2 separate regions of the Homo sapiens genome follow, and region 1 is linked to region 2. Evidence: read pairs that join two places in POLR2A ChIA-PET (ENCODE). Cell type or tissue: PC-9. All regions are shown on one strand. Each heading gives the region's core, and the rest is flanking DNA. Links, peaks and the distances in the headings are about the cores only. Region 1 has its middle 42 kb from the start of ADAM30. Region 2 has its middle 5.3 kb from the start of HMGCS2.

What was found. ChIA-PET counts read pairs that join two places held together with the same protein. Peaks named below come from ENCODE experiments on the same cell type or tissue, not always from the same donor. Only the 100,000 strongest peaks of a DNase experiment are listed, where the experiment ranks them.
Region 1: POLR2A ChIA-PET joins it to region 2 with 5 read pairs; 2 of 35 experiments call an interaction of 5 or more read pairs at or near these places.

What each region holds. Positions count from the first base shown.
Region 1 is chr1:119,851,813-119,857,201 of GRCh38, reverse strand. It overlaps the pseudogene PFN1P9. Among named protein-coding and RNA genes, the nearest start is that of ADAM30, 42 kb to the left of the region's middle. In PC-9, for the core only: no CTCF peak of the experiment used is centred there; no DNase peak of the experiment used is centred there.
Region 2 is chr1:119,771,475-119,776,863 of GRCh38, reverse strand. No RefSeq gene overlaps it. Among named protein-coding and RNA genes, the nearest start is that of HMGCS2, 5.3 kb to the right of the region's middle. In PC-9, for the core only: no CTCF peak of the experiment used is centred there; a DNase peak (open chromatin) is centred at 2,823; H3K4me3 peaks cover 694 bases; H3K27ac peaks cover 1,472 bases.

The sequences.
Region 1 (5,389 bases), core at 280-5,279, 80 kb before region 2:
TAAGATTGAATGCTTTTCTATTAAATCAGAGAAAAAAATAGAATACCTGTTGTTACTCTTTCAATTCAGCATTATACTAGAGATCTAAATCAATGCAAAAAAGTAGGAAAAATAAATAAAGTATTGAAAAATTTAAAAATAAGGAATTGAAGCTGTCTTTATTCACAGATGATGACTGTGTGTAGGTTAACAATCCTAGAAATCTACAAAAATCTACCAAAACTAATTAGTGAGTTCGGTAACATTGCAGAATATAAGCTCAATATAAGTAGTCTTTTGTATTTCTGTATATTAGCAATGAGCATTTGGAAAATGAAATAAAAATACAATTTCATTTAGAGTAACATCTAAATACATGTTGTGCTTATAAATAAATTCAACAGACCAGACGAGGTGGCTCACACCTGTAATCTCAGTACTTTGGGAGGCCGAGGTGGGCAGATCATGAGGTCAGGAGATTGAGACCATCATGCCTAACACAGCGAAACCCCATCTCTACTAAAAATACAAAAAATTAGCTGGGCGTGGTGGCATGTGCCTGTAGTCCCAGCTACTCAGGAGGCTGAGGCAGGAGGATCACTTGAACCTGGGAGGCAGAGGTTCAGTGAGCTGAGATCACATCACTGCACTCCAGCCTGGGTAACACAACGAGACTCTGTCTCGAAAGACAGAAAGAAAGAAAGTCAACAAAATTTATTCAAGGCCAGTACACCAAAAACTACAAAAAAAAATCACTTTGAGAAATCATGAAATAACTAAATTAGTGGGGAGATAAACTTTGTCATGTATAAGAAGAGTTGTTGTGTTTAAAAAGTCAGTTCTTCAGAAATTGGTCTCCAGATCTAATGCAATTCTAATAAAAATTCCAACCGGCATTTTGGTAGAAATTTACAAGCTGATTCTACCGTTTATATGGTAATGTCAATTATCAATAATAATAAGACAGCAATATTATAAAAGAATAATGGTGAATGAATTCACTACCTATTTCCAGAATTACTCTACAGCTATGAAAATCAAGATCATGTATTTTGTTGAAAAAAATAGAACATATATCAGTGGAAGAGAAGAGAGAATCCAGAAATAGATACTCACATATATGTCTAATTAATGATTCTTAGGACATACATATACGTATACACACCCACACCCACATATATATATGTGAAGGTTTTTTTTTTTGAAGATTATCTATCATTATCTCCAAATAGGGAACAGTAAGATAACATAAAAAGAAGCCACAATAGAGGAGATATCATATTTATCTCCAACAAAGGGTTTTTTAAGTCTATCTATCTATCTATCTATTGCAGTCTGATAAGATAAACGACACAATGAAACAATTTCTCAAAAGACTTGAAAAGATACTCCCAGAAAAGAAGATACATGAATGGTCAATTATCATAGGAAAACATGCTTTGCTGTTTAGTCATCAGGGAGATCAATAAATACAGCAATGAGATACCAGTAGATATCCTTGAGAATGGCTAAAATTAAAAAGGTTGAAAATAGCATATGTTGGTGAGGATATAAAGCACTTGGAAGTCTTATACTTGTAGGAATGAAAAATGGTATGACTCCTTTGAAAATCTAACAGTTTCTTAAAGGTTAAACATATACAAATCAGATGGACAGTCATTCCATTCCTAGGAATTTACACAGCATGTCTGCACAGTGATCTGTATGTGTGTTTCCAGACCAAACTGAGGGGCGGGCTGCTATTTCTCGTGGCCCAGTAACGAGATGTAGATGAACTGGGGAGGAAGAGAGTTTTTACTTCTGCAACTGGTTACAGGGAAAAGGCCTGGAAATTATCACCAGACCAACTCAAAATTACAAAGTTTTCCAGAGCTTATGTACCTTCTAAGCTATATGTGTATGTGGAAGTGTGCATTCATCTAAATACATAAGTGATTAACTTCATTTACTCTATAACTAAGGTCTGAGTCCTGAAGACCTTCCTCTGGACCTCCAATAAACTTGTTTCTGGAGGCCTGGGGAGTTTCTTCAGACCCCCAATAAAACTTGTTTAATACTAAATGACTCCTGTTAAGAATTCCTTCGTTATTTTGTCATGCTCTAAGGCCCAGAAAAAGCCTAGGCAAAACTCTTGGTGGGCTTTTGTTACATTCCAGCCTTTGTATAAAGGCACTGGCTTTTTTTTTTCTTTCCTTTTAATATTTAACTGAACCACTCAGTCAGTACTGAAACAGTTGTTAGGGAGGCCTGCATTAGTGAGACCTGGCCTGCCACATATGGATGCTCATGATAGTTTCTTCATAATAGCCCAAACGTGGAATGATAGAAATGTCCAATAACAAGTAAAAGGACAAACAAACATGGTATAGCCACACGAAGGAATACTACTCAGCAATTACAAGGCATTAACTGTTGATGCAAATACTCATATGGATGGATTTTAAAATTACGTTGATGCATGAAAGAAGGCAGACACAAAAGAACACAGGTATCATTTCATTTATAGAAAATGGTTAAAAATGCAAACGGACCTGAAGTGACAGCGGCTCCTTGGGGCTGAGGGTTGAAAGACTGATGAACTGCAAAGGGGTACAAGAAACTTTGGGGCATAGGGAATTTCCTCTATCTTGGTTGTGGCAGTAGTTCCGTTAGTGTATCCATTTGTAAACATGCATTGAATTACACATTTTAAAGTGGTGCAGTCTGTTGTACCGAAATTATGCCTTTATAAAGTTGATTTCATCATCTTAATTTCTCCATACTAGCAATTAGCAGCTAGAAAATGAAATTCAATAAAACATAATAGAGATTAATAGCTAGAATCATTACATGCTTAACAATACATGCAATGAAGCAGGTACAAGGCCCCTAAAAGCAATTGATGAGAAAAATTAAAGAAGACTACAGAAATATATATCATGTTCATTGATTGAAAGTCTCAATTTTGTTAACATATTACATCAACACAATTCTGATTAATATTTCTAGTAGGAGATTTTAGAGAAATATAAAAGCTAATTTCAAAATGTATTTGAAAATCAAAGAACCTAGAATAAGCAAGTCGATCTTGAAGAAGCAATAAGTTGGAGGACTTACTCTGCTAGATTTCAAACCTGATTTTAAAGCTACAGTAGTTTAAAAATGGTAGTACTGGTGTAAGTATTCATAAATATATCAAAGTAAAAGAATACAGATTCAAACAATATGCCCACATATGCACAGTTATTTAATTTTTTAGTAGAAGCTTTTTTATTCATAAAAATTCCATCAAAACAAAAAAGTTTTCCAACCACACACAGGAGGGGTATGGGTAGGGGAAGCTGTCTGTCCATCTATCCCTGGCCCCCAGCCCATGCGGTTTTGGCAGCAATAAGGGGTGTGGGGTAATGGCCCCCGAAATTAAAATGGTGTGTGTATGAGAAGGAAAGGGGGGCAAAGTTGTGGGGAGCGGTGGAGGGGAAGGAACAAAGGAGGTCAGTACTGGGAACGCTGAAGGTGGGAGGCCATTTCATAACATTTCTTTGTTATGAAATGGTGAAACTGCCGTGGACACCTTTGCCCATCAGCAGGCCTAGCGTCTTGGCAGTCATGGTGATAGTGACATTGAAGGTGGGGGCTCCACCGATGCTCTTCACATGAAGATCCGCGGTCAATTCCCCATCCTGCAGCAGTGAGTCCGGGACCACAGTATATTTCTGGCCCCCCAGTGTCAGCCCATTCACGAAAAAGTTTGACCAGTCTTTGCCAACCAGGACACCAACCTCAGCTGGCGTGATGTTGACGAAGATTTTCCCTGGGACGGCGGCCCAGATGGAGGGCGAGTCCTTGTTGCCCACAATGGCTGTGTCCTAACAGGTCCCGTCCGCCATGAGGCTGTAGATGGAGGCGTCCACCTGGCCGTCGCGCTGCTGCAGGGGCTCCTCTGGTCGCTGCTGCTGGGGCCGCCTGGGCTGGCGGGCGGGGGAGGTGGAGAGCTCGGGGCAGGCGCGCTCCTCCTCACCACGGCTCTGCTAGCTGTGCAGTAGCCCTCGCTCCGCCACTTCTTTTTATATATATGTATATATATTTTTTATTATTATACTTTAAGTTCTAGGGTACATGCGCACAACGTGCAGGTTTGTTGCATAGGTGTACCTGTGCCATGTTGGTTTGCCGCACCCATTAACTCGTCATTTACATTAGATATTTCTCCTAATGCTATCCCTCCCCCAGCCCTCACCCCAAGACAGGCCCCAGTGTGTGATGTTCTGCGCCCTGTGTCCAAGTGTTCTCATTGTTCAATTCCCACCCATGAGTGAGAACATGCTCGCACCGCCACTTCTAAATGTTTTAAAAACAAAGACACCAATGCCCTTCATTGGGGAAATGAAAGACTTTTAAGTAAAACGATTTTGAGTGAAATAATATTTATTGTTTTAAAAAGTTAATATTAACAACCACTCTCCATCATACATTGAAATTAACTTAAGATGTGAAAGTTAAAATTAGAAACCTTGTAAAGGAAAAAGAGGAAATAGTTTCATGAACTTGATATAGGAAAATATTTCTTAGACTAGATACTGTAGCACTTTCCACAGTAAGAAATCAAGTGAATTGCACTTCATTTTTGAAAACCTTCTGCTTATTATGTTGTTGTTTAACAACTAAAAAGCTATCTGTAGACCAGGAATAATTATTTGCTATATAATACAGCAAAAAATATGTATATATAAATGGACTCATTCAAAATATATAAAGAACTCCTATAGTTTACAAAGAAAATGACAAACACCCCAGTGTATCAATGAACATAAAAAATTGAAAAGATATTTTCCATAAGAAGACATCTAAATGAACATTAGGCATGAGAAAACCAAAATAGGATATCACTACACACCTGGTAGAATGGCTATTATTTAAAAAACTGAACATATTAAGTGTGTGGAAATGTAGAGCGACTGGAAATGGCCTACATCTTTCACAGAAATGTAAAATAATACAATTACTTTGCAAAACTCTGTGCCTGTTTTCTACCCATTCACCAAACAACTCCATCCCTAGTTACAGATACTCAGGAAAATAAGTATGTGTCTTCACAGAAATAATTGTATGAGAATATTCATAGTTACTTATGCACAGTAGCCAACAAGTAAACCTGTTTCTCTACCCGTTCACCAAGCAACTCTATCCCTAGCTATAGATACCCAGGAAAATAAGTATGTATCTTCACAGAAGTAATTGTATGAGAATATTCATAGTTACTTATGCACAGTAGCCAACAAGTAAACCTGTCTCCCATCAGAAAAATGGATATTAAATTGTATGATAGTCATACCATCAATAGGATATTACTTGGCCAAAACAAAATGAAACAAGGAAAAAACACAATCAAACAAATTAGTGGCATATATACCCACCTGAGTAAAGAGAA
Region 2 (5,389 bases), core at 67-5,066:
AAATGTAAAGAGATTTAGCTTCTTCCTCCGATTCTGTTTCCATTACGGGTCTTTGAGTGCCTGAGGACATATTTGTTATGCCCCTATGTTTGAATGACAATTTCATGTGTCATCTTCATCAGTTCTTTAAATATATTACTTCATTGTCTAATTGAGTCCAGTGTTGCTGATGTGTAGTACAATGCCACCTGACTTTTTTCTTTTTAGGTGATCTTTCTCTCTAGCAGCGTTTAGAATGTCCTGTTTGTCTTTGTGTACTCTAGGTCCATTTTCTCCTGAACTCTCTTGTTTGTTCCTTGATGAGCTTTTTTTTTTTTTTTTTTTTTTTTTTTTTTTTTTTTTTTTTTCTGTTGAGACTGAGTCTTGTTCTGTCACCCAGGCTGGAGTGCAGTGGCGTGATCTCAGCTCACTGCAACCTCCGCCTCCGAGGTTCCAGCGATTCTCTTGCCTCAGCCTCCCAAGTAGCTGGGATTACAGGCACGCCCCACGACACACGGGTGTTTCTTGTATTTTTAGTAGCGCAGGGTTTCTCCATGTTGCCCACGCTTGTCTCGAACTCCTGGCCTCAAGTGATCTGCCCACCTCAGCCTCCCAAAGTGCTGGGATTACAAGCATGAGCCACTGTGCCCAGCCTTTTTTTTTTCTTTTTCTTTTTTTAAATGAGATGTGTCATCTTTCCTTAAAAATGGAAATACGTCTTTATTAGTTCTAATTTTTCCTATGTGGGGATCCCGTTATTCAAATAGTCTTGCTACTTTTATTTCTAGTCTCCCAACATCTTAGCACTTTTCTAAATGTTTTCTCTCTTTGCTCTTTCCTTTTTTGTGAGAGTTCCCCAATCAAATATGCCTCCTCACTAAAAATATGCCTCCTCATTAATTATTTTTAGTTACATCCATCCTGTAATATTTCTCATTTAGCATATTCTTTATTTCAACATTATATTTAAGTATTTATACATGTAATTCTTAGTTATGATTTCTTTTTAGTGCACTATAGTAGGAAATCTTTCTTTGTGTCCTTGAGTACATGTACTAGATTATTCTACATTCTTGGTCTGTTTCAGGTGGTGCCTGTTGTTCAGGGTGCTGTCTTCCTTTTCCAATCCCCAGGTGTCTGATTATGTTGGTGTGTGAGTTCATGTTCCTTGGTGGTCATGGCTGGTGCTTCTGGGGAAGCACAGAAGGCCTGGTCCCAGCCTATGTCCCTCCAGGCATATGTAAGGTGAGGGACGGGGAGGAACCCCACAGTGGAGAGCCCTAGACATGGCAGAAGACCATCCCTGTTTGCTGCCTCTTCACCTGGAGACTCCTGTGACCAAGGTTTCACATTTAAGCTGCTAGAAGGCAAGAGCACCAGGAGGAAATTATTGCTGGGACACCCATCTGGGGGTTGGAAATGGAGGTTTGTTGGAGTGATTGTCAGAGTGTGATTGCTCAGTCCGAAACTCTTGTCATCAAAGAGGCCCCACGGTAGGGCTTTTACAATGTTCCTCCTCTCACTGCCACCCCCCTACCCCGCCCAGCCATCCTCCACCTCAGGCTCCAGCCCTTCCTATCCCCAGCTCTGCCTCTGACCTTTACACATCCAACTCCTCAGAGATTTTGTGGCAAGTCAGGTCTCACTAATGCAGGTCTCAGTAACAACTGTTTCAGTACTGACTGAGTGGTTAAGTTAAATATTAAAAGCTGATTAAGCCAGTGCCCTTATACAAAGGCTAGATTGTATCAAAAGCCCACCAAGAGTTTTGCCCAGGCCTCTCCTGGGCCTTGAAGCATTACAAGATAACCAAGGAATTCTTAACAGGACCCGTTTAGAATTAAACAAGTTTTATTGGGGGTCTGAAAAAAACTTCCCAGGCCTCCACAAACAAGTTTATTGGGAGTCTGAAGGAACTCCCCAAATCTCCATGATTTAGCAGGAGACGAGATAAGGTTAATCACCCCAGCACCTGGACCCATTTAGATTAAGTAAATTTACGAGGCTCCTGAGGAAGGTCTTTAGGACTGAGACCTTAGTTATAGATTAGAAGAAGTTAATCACTGATGTCTTTAGATGAATGCACACTTACACGTTGACATATAGCTTAGAAGGTATATAAGCCCTGGAAAATTTTGTAATTTTGAGCTGGTCTGGCAATATTTTCCCGGCCTTCTCCCTGTACCTGGTTATAGAAATAAACTCTCTTCTTTCCCAGTTCACCAGCATCTCGTTATTGGGCCACAAGAATAAACAACCCAACCTTCGGTTTGGTCCAGGAACAATTTCTGTCAGATTTTTTTATAAATTGTTTTTCAAATTAATACTTCCTTTTTTTTAAGTGCCTTTCAGTTTGATTTTGGAAGAAGCACTCCACAGCCTATGACAGTTTGCCATATTGCCAGGTAGAAAAGTGATGACATGATAAAATGTTATGCAAATATAAAATATGATAAGAACTAGGACAAATACTTGATAATTATCTATCAATAAACTTCTAGTGCTCAAAAACAAAAAAAGAAAAGGAAGTTAGTTATGGGTATTATTGTGACATTATTTGTTTGACATAAAGTGGCTGTGAGAACAGATTTTTTTTTTTTAACTGTTTAAGTGTCTGTGAAGATGAAAGCTTGACAATAGACACTAAGAAGGATTGACACGTAGTGATGCCGGGGTCAGGTCCTTGAGAGCTATGGGCAGCTGCACACTAGGTCTCCCCATGCAAATGCTTAATTCCCACTTGAGACTCCAATTAGCTTGTCAGGTTTGCTCCCTAGAAGCTGAACATACACTAAGGAACTCCTGGAATGGTGAAACTTGAGAAGCATCAAAACACCAGTGCTCATTGGTTTTGTTTGGGAGATCTCATCAGACTCCATGCCCTTTCCCCTACTTTCCTCTGGACCTTTCACCTAATTAGCTAGGAATTTATATATACTAGTCACAGGATTCAGGACTCCTCCCTCACCAAACTCTGCAGGCTTTGAAATCAAAGTTCTAAATGTCTCCCCAGGCAATCAGAAAAGGCAAGACCTGGCAAATAAGAGGTTGTACTAACCAGTAACAAAATCACAAACAACATTTGCTCTTCCTCTTCCACAGCAGACTCCACAAGTAGGTGCAATGAAAGAGCCCTAGATTTGGAGCCAAGGCCGTCAAATGCCCTCCCAGCCATTGTCACTAATCACATATCCACAAGCCAGATCACTTAATCTCTCAAAGCCTCAATGTCCATATCTTCCAAATGGGGCTAATAATTCAGGTTAACTCCATGGAACTTTCATGAGAAAAGACCGTATGCAAAAGCAACTGAAAACTGATAAAGCACCAGATATGCTAGTAATGCATTAGTATCGTGAAATAAACAGGGCTCATTTCCAAAGGTACAAAGACCCTGCAAGTATAAAGACTTCTTCCTAGGTCTAGACTTTCCATAGAAATAGCTTTCCTACCCACTTTCTGATGCCGAGAATTTTGAAAGTTCTTTTTCCCTTAGGTTGAGATGTAAAGGGCAAATCTGCATGGGAAAAGATTGCTTCAATTTATCAGTCATGGGAACCTGGGGTAAATGCATTTTCAGAGCATTTATTGAAAGGAGAATAGTGGGCTACTGAGGTAGAAGAGTTGCAATCTTTATGTGGGCTAAAAGAGGCAAATCCAGGTGCCTGGGAACCTTGTTTATAGTTTTGTTCTCCTACACCGGCTCTTTTGTCAGAATTGCTTAAAAAACAAACATTGTTTTTGCAAGACCTCACCCTAGATGTCTAAACTTCTAAAATCCCTCATAATCAATTTTTCTGACTTTTAATGCTTATCTAGCAGGTAACATGCATTTTAAATTAATCCTTTTATCAACACTTCAGCTGAAAAGCTGAAGTCTAGGAGTTGAAGGACCCTAAAGTCTCAAATCAAAAATAAATACATCTTTTTTCATCTAGGAAGTATCAAAATGTGGGTTTATTTAAGTATTTGGGAGGTAGTATCTTCTTCAGACACAAATAGTGTGTTCCATTTTCTTCAACACTTTGAGCAATTAGTAGACAAACCAGTTATTTGATTGTATTTGAATACAATTACTTGACTAAGTCATATAAATTTCCTTCAGTATGAAAAACTACCACCTCATGGTGTTTTACTATTATTTCCCTCAATTTATACTTTGCATAATGCATTCCTGGTGCTTCCTCAATCTACAAGTTCCCTTATCCCAAAGGAACAACTTAATATTAGATTGGCCATATAAAATTTCCACCTTCCCAAGTCAAAAATGGTTCATGATTGACTCAGGTTATGTGTAGAGCCAGATACCTGGATTCAAAGCCCATTCAGGCCATTTACTAGATCTAAAACCACAAATGGTTATATAATTTTCCTGAACCTCAGTTTCCTCATCTGTAAAATGGGCTTAACAATAGTGCCAACCTCAGACAGTTGTAAAAATTAAATGAGATAATGAACGGAAAGTACTTAGCACAGTACCTAGCACGCAGTAATTACTTAGTACATGTCAGCTTAAAAGAGAGAAGGGAATGAAGTTGATCCATCTATCTGTATTCCCAGTGCTTATCACAGTGCCAATTTGTTATATACACTAATTAAAATTTGCATTGGATTGGATAGTTTTGGTCTTCAATTCTATCAAACTGAGCCATGATGTAGCCATAATCCCGTGTGATGTTTGTGTAAGAGTTTAATGTTTCTATTGTTAAAAGTAAAACCTTGAACAAATTAAATTTAGTTGAATTTATTTGAGCAAAGAAACCATTCATGAATAAGTCAGCACCCTGAATTAGTAAAGATTTAGAGATCTCCAATAGAAATATTGGACTGTCAGTATTTAGAGACAAAAATAGCTTGATTGGTTACAGCTGGCATTTGCCTTACAGGAACATGTTTTGGCAATTTGCAGCCTGCGATTGACTGAAAGCATGGCTGCTATGATTGGTCAAGACTCAGCTACTTGTTACATGAATACACTCTCAGGTTAGGTTGCGGTTTGTTTATATATTAGGTTAAGTACCCTACCTACCTAGGCAGTTTTGGGCCACATTAAATTTACTTTAACACTATCGAGTTTTATCCATTTTCTTAGTGGAATAAGGAACATGTGGAGACTACCTGAGTACTCCAAAATTTAGAGATCAGAAAGAGGGGAGCACCTGTGGGGAGTGGCCAGGGATTTGGAGGAAAACCATGGGATTGTCAGGTCTAAGGGCAAAGTGAAAAAGGTGCTTTGAGAAGAAGGGAGAGCAGCCTTGCCATTTGCTGCTAAGAGGTCTAGTAAGCTGAAGGTTCAAGAGCAAACACTGCATTTGGCAATAAGGAAGCCACTGGTGACCTTGATGAGAGGGAATTCCTTGGAGCACTGGGGGCAAAAGCCTTAGTGGTCAATTAAAGACAGAATGAGAGG